Regions from separate parts of the Homo sapiens genome. Here region 2 is linked to region 1. A link is an interaction called in ENCODE POLR2A ChIA-PET data of the cell type or tissue named here. Cell type or tissue: IMR-90. All regions are shown on one strand. Each heading gives the region's core, and the rest is flanking DNA. Links, peaks and the distances in the headings are about the cores only. Region 1 overlaps CC2D2A (coiled-coil and C2 domain containing 2A). Region 2 has its middle 6.2 kb from the start of FBXL5.

Evidence for each region. Peaks named below come from ENCODE experiments on the same cell type or tissue, not always from the same donor. Only the 100,000 strongest peaks of a DNase experiment are listed, where the experiment ranks them.
Region 2: POLR2A ChIA-PET joins it to region 1 with 6 read pairs; 2 of 35 experiments call an interaction of 5 or more read pairs at or near these places.

The regions. Positions count from the first base shown.
Region 1 is chr4:15,572,691-15,578,077 of GRCh38, reverse strand. CC2D2A (coiled-coil and C2 domain containing 2A) reads right to left here. Exons shown (of 37, transcript NM_001378615.1): 29 at 3,752-3,928. Among named protein-coding and RNA genes, the nearest start is that of FBXL5, 80 kb to the left of the region's middle. In IMR-90, for the core only: no CTCF peak of the experiment used is centred there; a DNase peak (open chromatin) is centred at 387.
Region 2 is chr4:15,658,866-15,664,252 of GRCh38, reverse strand. It overlaps a transcript of FBXL5 not described here and a transcript of FAM200B not described here. Among named protein-coding and RNA genes, the nearest start is that of FBXL5, 6.2 kb to the right of the region's middle. In IMR-90, for the core only: no CTCF peak of the experiment used is centred there; no DNase peak of the experiment used is centred there; H3K27ac peaks cover 304 bases.

The DNA of each region.
Region 1 (5,387 bases), core at 216-5,215:
ATGGTCAGTCCAGGAGTAATTGTAATTGTGGAAAAATGGAGAATTATAAAACAAGAATGATGTGCAAAAAAGGACACAGTTGAATTCATCTGTGTTCCTCTAAACTATTTCATTTACTCATTCATCCAAGTTTTGAAAAATGTTGGGAGTCTGAAAAATTCCAGGCACTCTGGATAAATGAGTATGGAAGAATCCTCCAAAAGAACTTTTAGTCTACAGGGGAACATTAATAAGCAATCAGGGACTTGAGACCTACAGTGCTGTGGGAGCATGTAAGAGAGGCAGCTATAGGCACTGTCCAAAAGAACAACAACAATCTTGAATCAGTACTGATTATTGGCCTTCCAAGTTAAAAAAAAAAAAGTGTGTCTAAAGCTTTTTCTACCACTTTCATTGGAATGTTCTGTTGAGTCACTTGCCTCTATAAGCAGTCCTTCTTGAGGCCTGTGTTTGAATATTCCTTATGTACACCTAGCATACACATGGTAAGCATTTAGTCTTTAATACTTGTCTAGGCCACCAAGATGCCATTTTATGGTGTGAAACAGGAATTTAAGGATTAGTAGTATGCTATGTTAGTGATCTAAGAAGTGCCAAGGAGAAGTTAAATACTGAAAGAATTTGGGTCACTTATGATGAAACAAATTAAGGTGGAGCTGACAAATTTCAGTTTGATTCAACAGAAAATTTGAAAGGTTCTTGACTGGCTCAATTCTTTGGCCTCTAATGTAAACATTTATAAAAAACTGAATGGGTGTATGTTGCCTTTGAAAAGCTACACTGGCCAGGTGCAGTGGCTCACACCTGTAATCTCAGCACTTTGGGAGGCTGACGCCGGAGGATCACTTGAGCCCAGGAGTTTGAAAGCAGCCTGGTCAACAAAAGGAGACCTCAACTCTACAAAAAAAATAAACAAAATTAGCTGTGCCTAGTGGCACATGCCTGTGGTCCCAGTACTTGGGAGGCTGAGGTAGGAGCATCACTTGGGCTGAAGAGGTCGAGGCTGCAGCAAGCTGTGATGGCACCACTGCACTCCAGCTAGGTGACAGAGCAAGACCCTCTCTCAAAAACAAAAAACAACAACAAAAAAGAAAAGCTGTACTGAGACAGCCCCAACCCACCAGAAATAACTTTCAGAGATACACTGTAAGAAGCAGCTCGTGGGTTTTATAGATTTGCAAAGAGTAGAGCTAGCTCCCAGTATGCAGGTGACATTCAGACTGATGACTTCTTAGATTCAAAGCTAACTAACAGTCTTTCTGGTAAAATGAAATGGGCCAAAAGATAAGGCAGGACATTCCTCATGGAACTGGAGACATCTGTAATTCAATGCCCAGGCATTACACATACGTTAGGACATAACACCTGTCCCTCAGGTGGCAGTGGACAGAAGCAGCTAATTAAAGCCTAATAACTATTGACCAATAAAATAGTAAAACAAAATACTTAGTACCTTCTTAAGCATGTTACTCATCTATCAGAGGCAAGAAAGAAAGAAAGAAAAAGAAACAAGAGGCAGGCTTTAGTAACAGAGATAATCTTTAAAAAAACATTTTTAACAAGATCATGTAAGTGATATTAAAATAAGAGTTTCAGGAGTTTCTACCCATCTTTAAAAATTTTCCATTGGTAAATATGTTTAAAACATCCTATGGAATGGTTCCATATGGCATGGTGGTAGAGGAGAGACTCTAATCTGCTAATCCAGGAAGTATTGCTGTAAGTGGAAAAACAATTCCAGGTTGTTGACCCTATAATTTTAGGATGAGACCTTCTCTTTCCTGAATTGTCTGCAAGTGAATCACTGAGCAGTGTTTTCTGCCACTGCCTCTTTTGGACATAAGGGTTCTGTCAATCAACATGCCTTCCTTATCAAACAGCCACAAAGAATCTGCCTTCCATAGGGGTTTTTTAAGCCCTCATTTTAGAGGTCTAAGATAAATGCTTTCTACAGCCACAGTGCGGTAGTGACCTGCCACCAAAGGCAGAATCTGACTGCCATTTAATAGCTTTAGGGAAGGAAGGCTGCAGGACTTGAGGACTGTGGTTCAGAGCCCTGGAGGCCTCTTTAAAGTCCTGCAGTAAGAAGTCAGGGCCCGTGAGGGATGCCTAGTGTGGAGGAGTCTTGGGCTTTCATCCTTTCTGCCAGGATAGACTGCTTTCACGTGTTTTAGAAACACACCCCCAAGGTGGGGTCCTAGCTGACTGCCTGTTCTTCTGTTACATATACATAGAAACAGCAAAATCATCTTTTGTCTGGAAGTATTTTTGTGTGTAAACATGTTTATTGGCGTTCATTTGAATTTATATTATACATGAAGACAAACATTCAGAATATATTTTCCCTTTCTAAAATATTTTGAAATGCATATATCTAGAGAAGCACTGTTTTACTGACAAAATATACAATTAATTTAAATTTCAGTGCATTGCAGATGGGAGATAGTGATGATATTTTTCTCTGGGAACCAAATTGTAATACTGGAAAAAAAGGAGTATGTTTGTTTTTTTCCATCTCTATCTAAGTCTTAATTATAATGGATAGACTAGAGTAAGCACAATAATCTGTGCACTATAGGTTAGTAGTTAACAACTTACGCTTACATGTGAATGTAAGCTTGGAGGAATTTTTATTTGCTTTTCTAGCCTACTGTACTCCCAGTGCCTAAGAAATGTCTGTCACACAGAAGATGTGCAGTAAATATATGCTGAATATGTACAGTTTAGAGTCAGACAGACATGTGTTACCTCTGCCTATGTCACCCTGCATAAATTGAAGCTTATTTTCCTCTTCTGTAAGTTGGAGACCCCTTGTCCAAGACACCTATGCATATTCAGGTCAGAACATGCATCCAAGGTTTGACATAGTGCTAAGGACAGAGTACGGATTCAGTACATCATGGTGGTTGTTGTTGATGTTATTACTGTATTTGTTTACATATGAATAAGAGGTCACCATCAATATATTCTCCCAAATCCAATGAGGGCAGTATGTATAAATGCTATACAACTATGTTACAGGAAGACATTTATTTCTTAACACATTTATGCCTGAGGTTGCAATTTTTTGAATTTTTGCAATCAGACCTTGGAAATGACCTTGAGAGGTAGGATATAAATAACTCCCACATGCGTAGCGTTCCAGTAATGGAACACTAGGCATAAATAGGTTTAATGAAGGTTCAGGGACAGTTGCTAACCAGTGAAAGTTCTGGAAACTCTTTTCTAGAGCTGTTTAAAAGCATACTTGTACATATATTTATTTCATGAAATGAATTGAGGTGACTCATGAAGGTCATCTAGTCTTATGATCCTATGAATTGATTCAATGCATACCATAGCCAAGGATGTAAGATCAGACATGGAAATGTATTCTTGCCAATACTTGTCAAATAAAAGAGCAATCTGATATTCTAGTTTGTGATATTTCATTTTCTTCACATTGAGAACATTCTTCTAGAAGTAGAGCATGTTTATATTTGTCTTGCTTTGACTAAAAGTCTTAAGTTTTAGGCAAAGCAAGATAAATATAAACATATTGCTGATTGACCCGATTACTGGTTCAGTGAAAGTACAAACCCACACATCTGTTTTCTCACCACCATTCTATCTAAACTGAAAGAATAATAAATGGAGATTGAAGTAAGGAAGGCTCTGTTTGTGTAGGAAAAAGTTCATAAAAGTATAGCCTAGCAAGCATTTCTTGTGTTTTATCAACATAGACATGGGTTTCCAAACTATAAGTAGTTACCTTTTCTCGAATGGACTCTCCAGGAACCAGCTGGGGCTCAATGGTAATAAAGAGGGTAATGTAGGAGCCTTCACTTAAGCTTCGGACAGAATCAAAACCCCGCTCAAGAATCATATTTCGCTCCTTACTGTAGCCCAGAAGAACTGGGGGAATATCTATTTTAAATGTTCCATCAATCTGTGAAGAAAATATGACTTGGTAAACATCCTGATGCTTTTTCCAACAGAAGTTGAGAGGCAAGTGTCAACTCCTCATTGTTTAATAAATTGAACCAAAATTGCTCAGACTGGCATTCAAAGCCAATCCCATCTTTCTAATCTCATCTCTCTAAGCACTCGCCAGAAAGGGCTCTGTACTTCCTTGCCTTCTTTTCATTGTTTAGCAGAGGGTGTACTGAATATACAATTTGCTTAGGTTCAAGTCTTGGTTTAAACGCAGTTTTGGGTTCAAAACTTGGTTTACAAATGAGGAATCTGAGGCTTCCTCATTAGTAAAAAGAGACAATAATAGTATCTACTTTGTGGGGTTGTTATGAGTAGTGAATGAATAGATATAAAACACTAAGAAAAATGTCCAGCATATGGTAAGCAATCAATAAATATTGGCTACTGGCCATTCCCCATTTCTAGAATGCCCAACTTCCCATCTCCATTTTTCAGAATTTTAATTATATTCCAAAGCTTAGATCAAATGTTATCTAAGGATACAGGAAAACAAGAGTATAAAAACGATGGCAGGCCAGGCACAGTGGCTCACGCCAGATATCCCAGCACTTTGGGAGGCCGAGGCAGGTAGAGCACTTGAGGTCAGGAGTTTGAGACAAGCCTGGCCAACAAGGTGAAACTCCATCTTTACCAAAAATACAAAAATTAGCCAGGTGTGGTGGCACACGCCTGTGGTCCCAGCTACTTGGGAGGCTGACACAGGACAATCGCTTGAACCTGGGAGGTGGAGGTTGCAGTGAGCCGAGATGGCGCCACTGCACTCCAGCCTGGATGACAGAACCAGACTCTGTCTCAAAAACGAAAACAAAAAACTATGGCATGGAAAGTACAGCTGAAATAACCGAGCTTGTTTATTCTGTAAAATAGATGACACAGGAAGGAATGTGTGCCATTTTTGAAGATTTGAAGTATAAGGATTTAAGACAGGGTTTCTCAGCTTGGGCACTATGGTGGTTAAGTATCGATTGGACTGAAGGATACAAAGTATTGTTCCTGGGTGTGTCTGTGAGTGTGCTGCCAAGGGAGATTAACATTTGAGTCAGTGGACTGGGTGGGCACCATCTGATCAGCTGCCAGCATGGCTAGGAGAAGAGCAGGCAGAAGAATGTGGAAGGACTAGACTGGCTGAGTCTTCCCCCCTTCATCTTTCTCCCATGCTGGATGCTTCCTGCCCTCAAACATTAGACTCCAAGTTCTTCAGTTTTTGGACTCTTGGACTTACACCAGTAGTTTGCTAGGGGATCTAGGGCCTTCAGCCCAGACTGAAGGCTGCACTGTCAGCTTCCCTACTTTTGAGGTTTTGGGACTCGGATTGGCTTCCTTGCTCCTCAGCTTGCAGATGGCCTGTTGTGGGACTTCACCTTGTGATCGTGTGGTCACTTCTCCTAATAAACTTCCTTTCATATATATAT
Region 2 (5,387 bases), core at 166-5,165, 86 kb before region 1:
CTGTATTAGTGTAAGCAGAGAAGGGATGAATTAGAGATGTTTGAGAGGACTATGTGTCTTATTAAGATACTGAGTGATGGAAAAATGAAAGCTTTTAAGATAACTCCAAAATCTCTAGAAGCAGTATTGTGTGTTACCTAAAAAGATAGAAGCTCTGAAGCCAGACTGCCTAAGTTTGAATCTTGGCTCTGCTATTTCTTAATGGGGTAGTCTTGGGCAAATTATGTAGCTTCTTTAAGTTTTTCATCTGAAAAATCAGGATAAGAGTGCCTACAATTCATGCAGTCATTCTGTGAATATAAATACTCTAAAACCAAAAAGTCTTTAGATTGGTGACTTGCACTCAGGTTTGTTTGCTGTCATTATATTAGCCAGGGTAAGTCAATGAACAGTGATGAAAATGAGATGAGAATACAGAAACCTTGGCAAACTCAGAGGACAGAAAATGGTGAGTTCACTTTTGGACTTACTGAATCTGTAGCTTCTGGCAAATGATAGTCACCTAGTGTTTGTTGAGTAGTGACAGAAATAAGCAGATTTTTCTTTAAAAAAAAATTATGTGACAGGTACTGTTGTGAGCTCTTTGACTATATAATCTCATTTAATCTCCACCACAGTCCACTAGAATAGGTAGTAGTATTTCCATTTCACAGATGAGTGAGCAGAATAGTGAACAGTTTTGTGGCTTAACGGTAGTAGCAAAGTCCTCATTCCCAGAAGGCAAAAGAGGTTCTGTTTTACCCTGCTGGTAGTAAGTAAGAAAGTGGACCAGCTGAGATTTGAACCCAGACAATCAGTCCAACTCCAGTGTGCTGAATGAACCACTACAACAGGTCAAACCATTTTGAAACCTCTGGCCCCTAATATCTTAATAGAGATACTGAGACTAGAGTCTATTATGGTATCCTATTTCATACAGTGTTAGGTGTCTAATAATAAAGATACCTATCATTTATTGAATGGCTACTATGTCCCATGCAGTGGAGTACTTAGTGTATTGTTAGTTTTTCAATAATGAATGACTATTATCAATGTATAATATTACCCCTATCTTTGGAGAGGAATATCATACAAATATTATGGTATATATAAAGGAAAGGATATCATTTCTAGGAATTTTCAGTAAAAGACTGGCAAGAATAAACATATGTAAACTTGTAATTCTTCACAAATAATAGCATTCCTTTTATTTTGACCCATCTTAAAGCTACCCAAATTAGAAAGTTACATTTGGTAAATATTTTACAACCATTTCTTATTTACTCATTGCTTACCCTGCACACTAGGTCAATATGCTCTATTGTTTTATGGGTCAGTTATTCAGTGACAGAAAGATTATTCTGACAAAGATCTGGTAGTAACAATTGTGCACACTGAACATTTTTTAAAATCTGGGAATAATGTTTAGCCACAAACTTGTTCACTATTCTGCTGTTCCTTGTCAGCAACAAGAACACCTTTGCAAAGACAAAAAAAAATTACATCTTACTATAGTATCAGCTACCTAGGAGTAGATTACATAAAGATAATGGATTGAATGGATTGATTCAATTTTAACTACCTCTAGAATGATATTGAAAAAAACAATTTTTATCCTTCACCATTTCTGGGCTGGGAATGGTGACGAGAGGCTCACTTGAATTATCCAAGTAGAGCTTTTTTATTACCAGTGATTTCTAAGCTTGACCTTTTCAAGGAACAATGCATATCTGATGATCTCTTGGGATAGTCTCATTATTTAATGTATATAGCAATATTAAAAGATAGTATTGAATGCTTAATATGCCAGGTACTGTGAAAGCCTATTACACTTATTCCGTTAATCTTTACAACAACACTATGAAGTATATTTTACTCTTTTTCATAGTTTATTAAGTGAGGACCTAGAAACTCAGAATAGATGATTTGCCCTGGGTCACACAAGTGCCACCACCTTTGAACTTAAATATGAAGACTACCCTCTAGAGTTGGTAGAGCCGTGGAAGGAGCCTATGCCCCTAAATAAAGTAGAGCTGTCAAACCAGTTCTGGACCACGTTTAGCCAGCTTCAAAGATGGCCCTCAATTAATCCCTTCGTTTATTAGGTACACCATTGTGTAAGCAATCCCCTCCCACACTGTACTGGGGTTGTTCTGTATGACCAGTAGCATAGGCATGAGTGATGGGATGTCTCTTCTGAGATTATGTTATAAAAGACTGACTTATTTTGGGTTTGAAATCATTTGCTCTCTCTCTTTATTGGCCCTCACCTTGAGGAAAGCAAGCTACCATATTATAAGTAACTCCATAGAGAGTACCATGTGGTGAGGACCTGAGGTCCTTATTCTAACAGCCTATGAGGATGTGAGGCCTCTCAACAGCCACCTGAGAGAACCTGAAAGCAGATCCTTCAGTCCTAGGTTATGTCATCGGATGATCGCAGCTTTAGCTGCCAATCTGACTGCAGCCACATGAGAAAACCTGATCTAGAACCACCCCATAAGCCACTCTGTAATTCCTGATCCTTAAAAACTGAAATAATAAAGCCATTTAAGTTTTAAAGGGTGCTTAAGCCATTCAAGTTTTGGGTTAATCTTAAGCAACAACAGATAACTAATACATGAGAAAAAGAGAAAAAAAAGACCCCATCTTGCTTAAGGCACTGTTATTTTCTATTTTCTGTCACTTACAACTAAATGTGACAAGTCCCTTCTCCAGTTAATTTGTAGAATTAACCTAAAGAAACAGCTTTGAAATACTATTCCTAAGGTTCCCAAACACTGAAAATTGGCAGAGACCAAAGAGAACATCATGACCAATCTGCTCATTTTACAGGTAAAATAGCTAACATTTAGTGCTTCCCATGCCAGGCTCTGCTAAATTCCATAAAACACTTAGTTCTCAGGATACTCTGGAGACTCACTATCCCTTTACAGATGAGAATACTGGTTCCACACTCCAACCCATTTTGCTTTACTGTCTCTTCACTGTAAAAGAACACTTTTAAAACAGTGCAATTACAAGCACATGCCAAAGTTTTGTTACAACCTTGCACACAGGGGAAACACCTATAGTAGTCCAAAGAATCACCTTGGTAGAGACATTTTAGGGAAAGTGAATGGAACTAATCACAGTTAAATTGGTTACACAAATAAAATAATGATTCGTTAAAGGTTACCTAACTTTTTTTTTTTTTTGAAATGGAGCCTTGCTCTGTCACCCAGGCTGGAGTGCAGTGGCTCAAACTAGGCTCACTGCAACCTCCTTCTCTCAGGTTTAAGTGATTCTCCTGCCTCAGCCTTTCCAGTAGCTGGTACTACAGGCGTGTGCCACCATGCCCGGCTAATTTTTGTATTTTTAGTAGAGATGGAGTTTCGCCATGTTGCCCAGGTTGGTTTCAAACTCCTGACCTGAAGTGATCCGCCCACCTCGGCCTCCCAGTGTTGGGATTACAGGCGTGAGCCACCGTGCTGGGCCACCTAACTCTAGACTGACTTATCTGGATGACTGGTGACAGATTTCCCTTAACAAGTCAGCCTGGGAGAGTCCTTTTTACACATGTTGTAGATTAATTAATATGTATTAATAATCTAGCACCTTTTATCACTCAAAAGTGTCCCAGACCAAGTCTTTACAGTCGAGGAAATGAAGGCTCCAGAATGGCCAAGTGATTTGCCCTAGATCTTGTGGGTAGGTAGGTAGTGAGAAGTGGGATTAGAATTCAAATCAATGTTTCGTGTATTAGCCAGGCTATTGGTCAGTGAACACAAATAAGATGTATACATGACATCTCTATTTCTAGGTAGCTCTCAGCATTTAAATTTTTTAGGAGGTGTCTTGTGTAATTGGGGATTTTTTGGTACTCTGTTTTGAGTTTTTAAAACAATGTCGGGGCTGGGTGCGGCGGCTCATGCCTGTAATCCCAGTGCTTTGGGAGGCCATGTGGGAGGATTGCTTGAAGCTAGGAGTTCAAGATCAGCCTAGGCAACATCATGAGACTGCACCTCTACAAAAAATAAAAATAAAAAATTAGCCTGGTGTGGTGGCACGGGCCTGTAGTCTTAGCTATTCTGCAGCTGAGAAAGGAGGATCATTTGAGCCTAGGAGTTTGAGGCTGCAGTAAGCTATGTTTGTGCCACTGCACTCCAGCCTGGGTGACAGAGTGAAACCCTCTTTAAAAAAAAAAAAAAATGTCAGGGGTAGGGAGGAAGGAAACAGAACTGATACTTTCCTAATACTTTTTTTTCCCCTCTCTGTAGGCAGGGATTAAGCAACTGCCTGCCAGATTTCATCACTACAATGAATGTAACTCTGACACTTTACAGGAACTTATCATTTCTTTCCATTCCAGAAACTTGTGATACTTTCTCACTACATGGTGCAAACAGCTGAGTCAAGTTGTCCCTGAGAGTAGCCACCTTTCCCTCAGGCCATACACATGGAACCATTCTTTCTCCCTACAAGTCAGCCCATAATAGAGCCTCTGGTTGAAAATCAAGATTTTGGTGTTCACTTGGCAATATTTACTAAGAGGTAAATGACGCAAGGTAGGTGACATAAAGGTATATTTGGGAAATGGAAGGCTCTTCTCTGTCTGAAAATTTTGCAAGGAAACTTTATGGACCACTATACACATTATATCTCCAGATTTAAAATGAAAGAGACTATGATTTTAGTATTATCTAAACTTCTCTTCAAAAGGAGATCTAAGGAATGGGACTACTCTATATTTGGACAGTTAACGTAGTTTGCGGTGCAGCTCACATTCTCCTGGTAGAAGGAATTAGAAATCTGAGTAAAGAGATTCCCAGAACTGAATCTTACCCAGTACCCAGTTTAGGAATCAATTTTTGCTTATGAGGTCAAAATGAGAACCCTTTAAAGGAGGGTAACAATTGTTGAAATTAGGACTTTAAATATAGCTTGTTTGGATTAGTTTTTCTTAAAAACCATATATGTATATTACTGAATAACAGGAGTATTTTGGTTTGTAAAAACTTTTCAAATTCTCATTCATGCAGCAAGAAATATTTTATGCCTACTATGTATGCCTACTACTTGTTCAGGGAATGTAGATAAACATTATTACATAATGTCAGGTACTTAAAACTGCTAAGAAATTAATTATTTTACTGGGTACCCTTCCATTTATGACATTCTTCTGATTTTTTGTCATTAAATATATTATTTAGTTAAAGCACAGGAGGGACTGAAATTAATGAGGAAGAAACATTGATCACTGCAGCTGATTAAGGATGGGGTGGATAGTATGAAACTGAGTTTAAAAGCTGGGAAATTCCAAGAACAGTAATCAGGATTTATTCAACTTTATATCTCAAGCTCCTGCTGCATATTGGGTGTCCAGTTTAACGCTGAATATGAAAAAATTAAGTCTCTGGAGTCCCAGA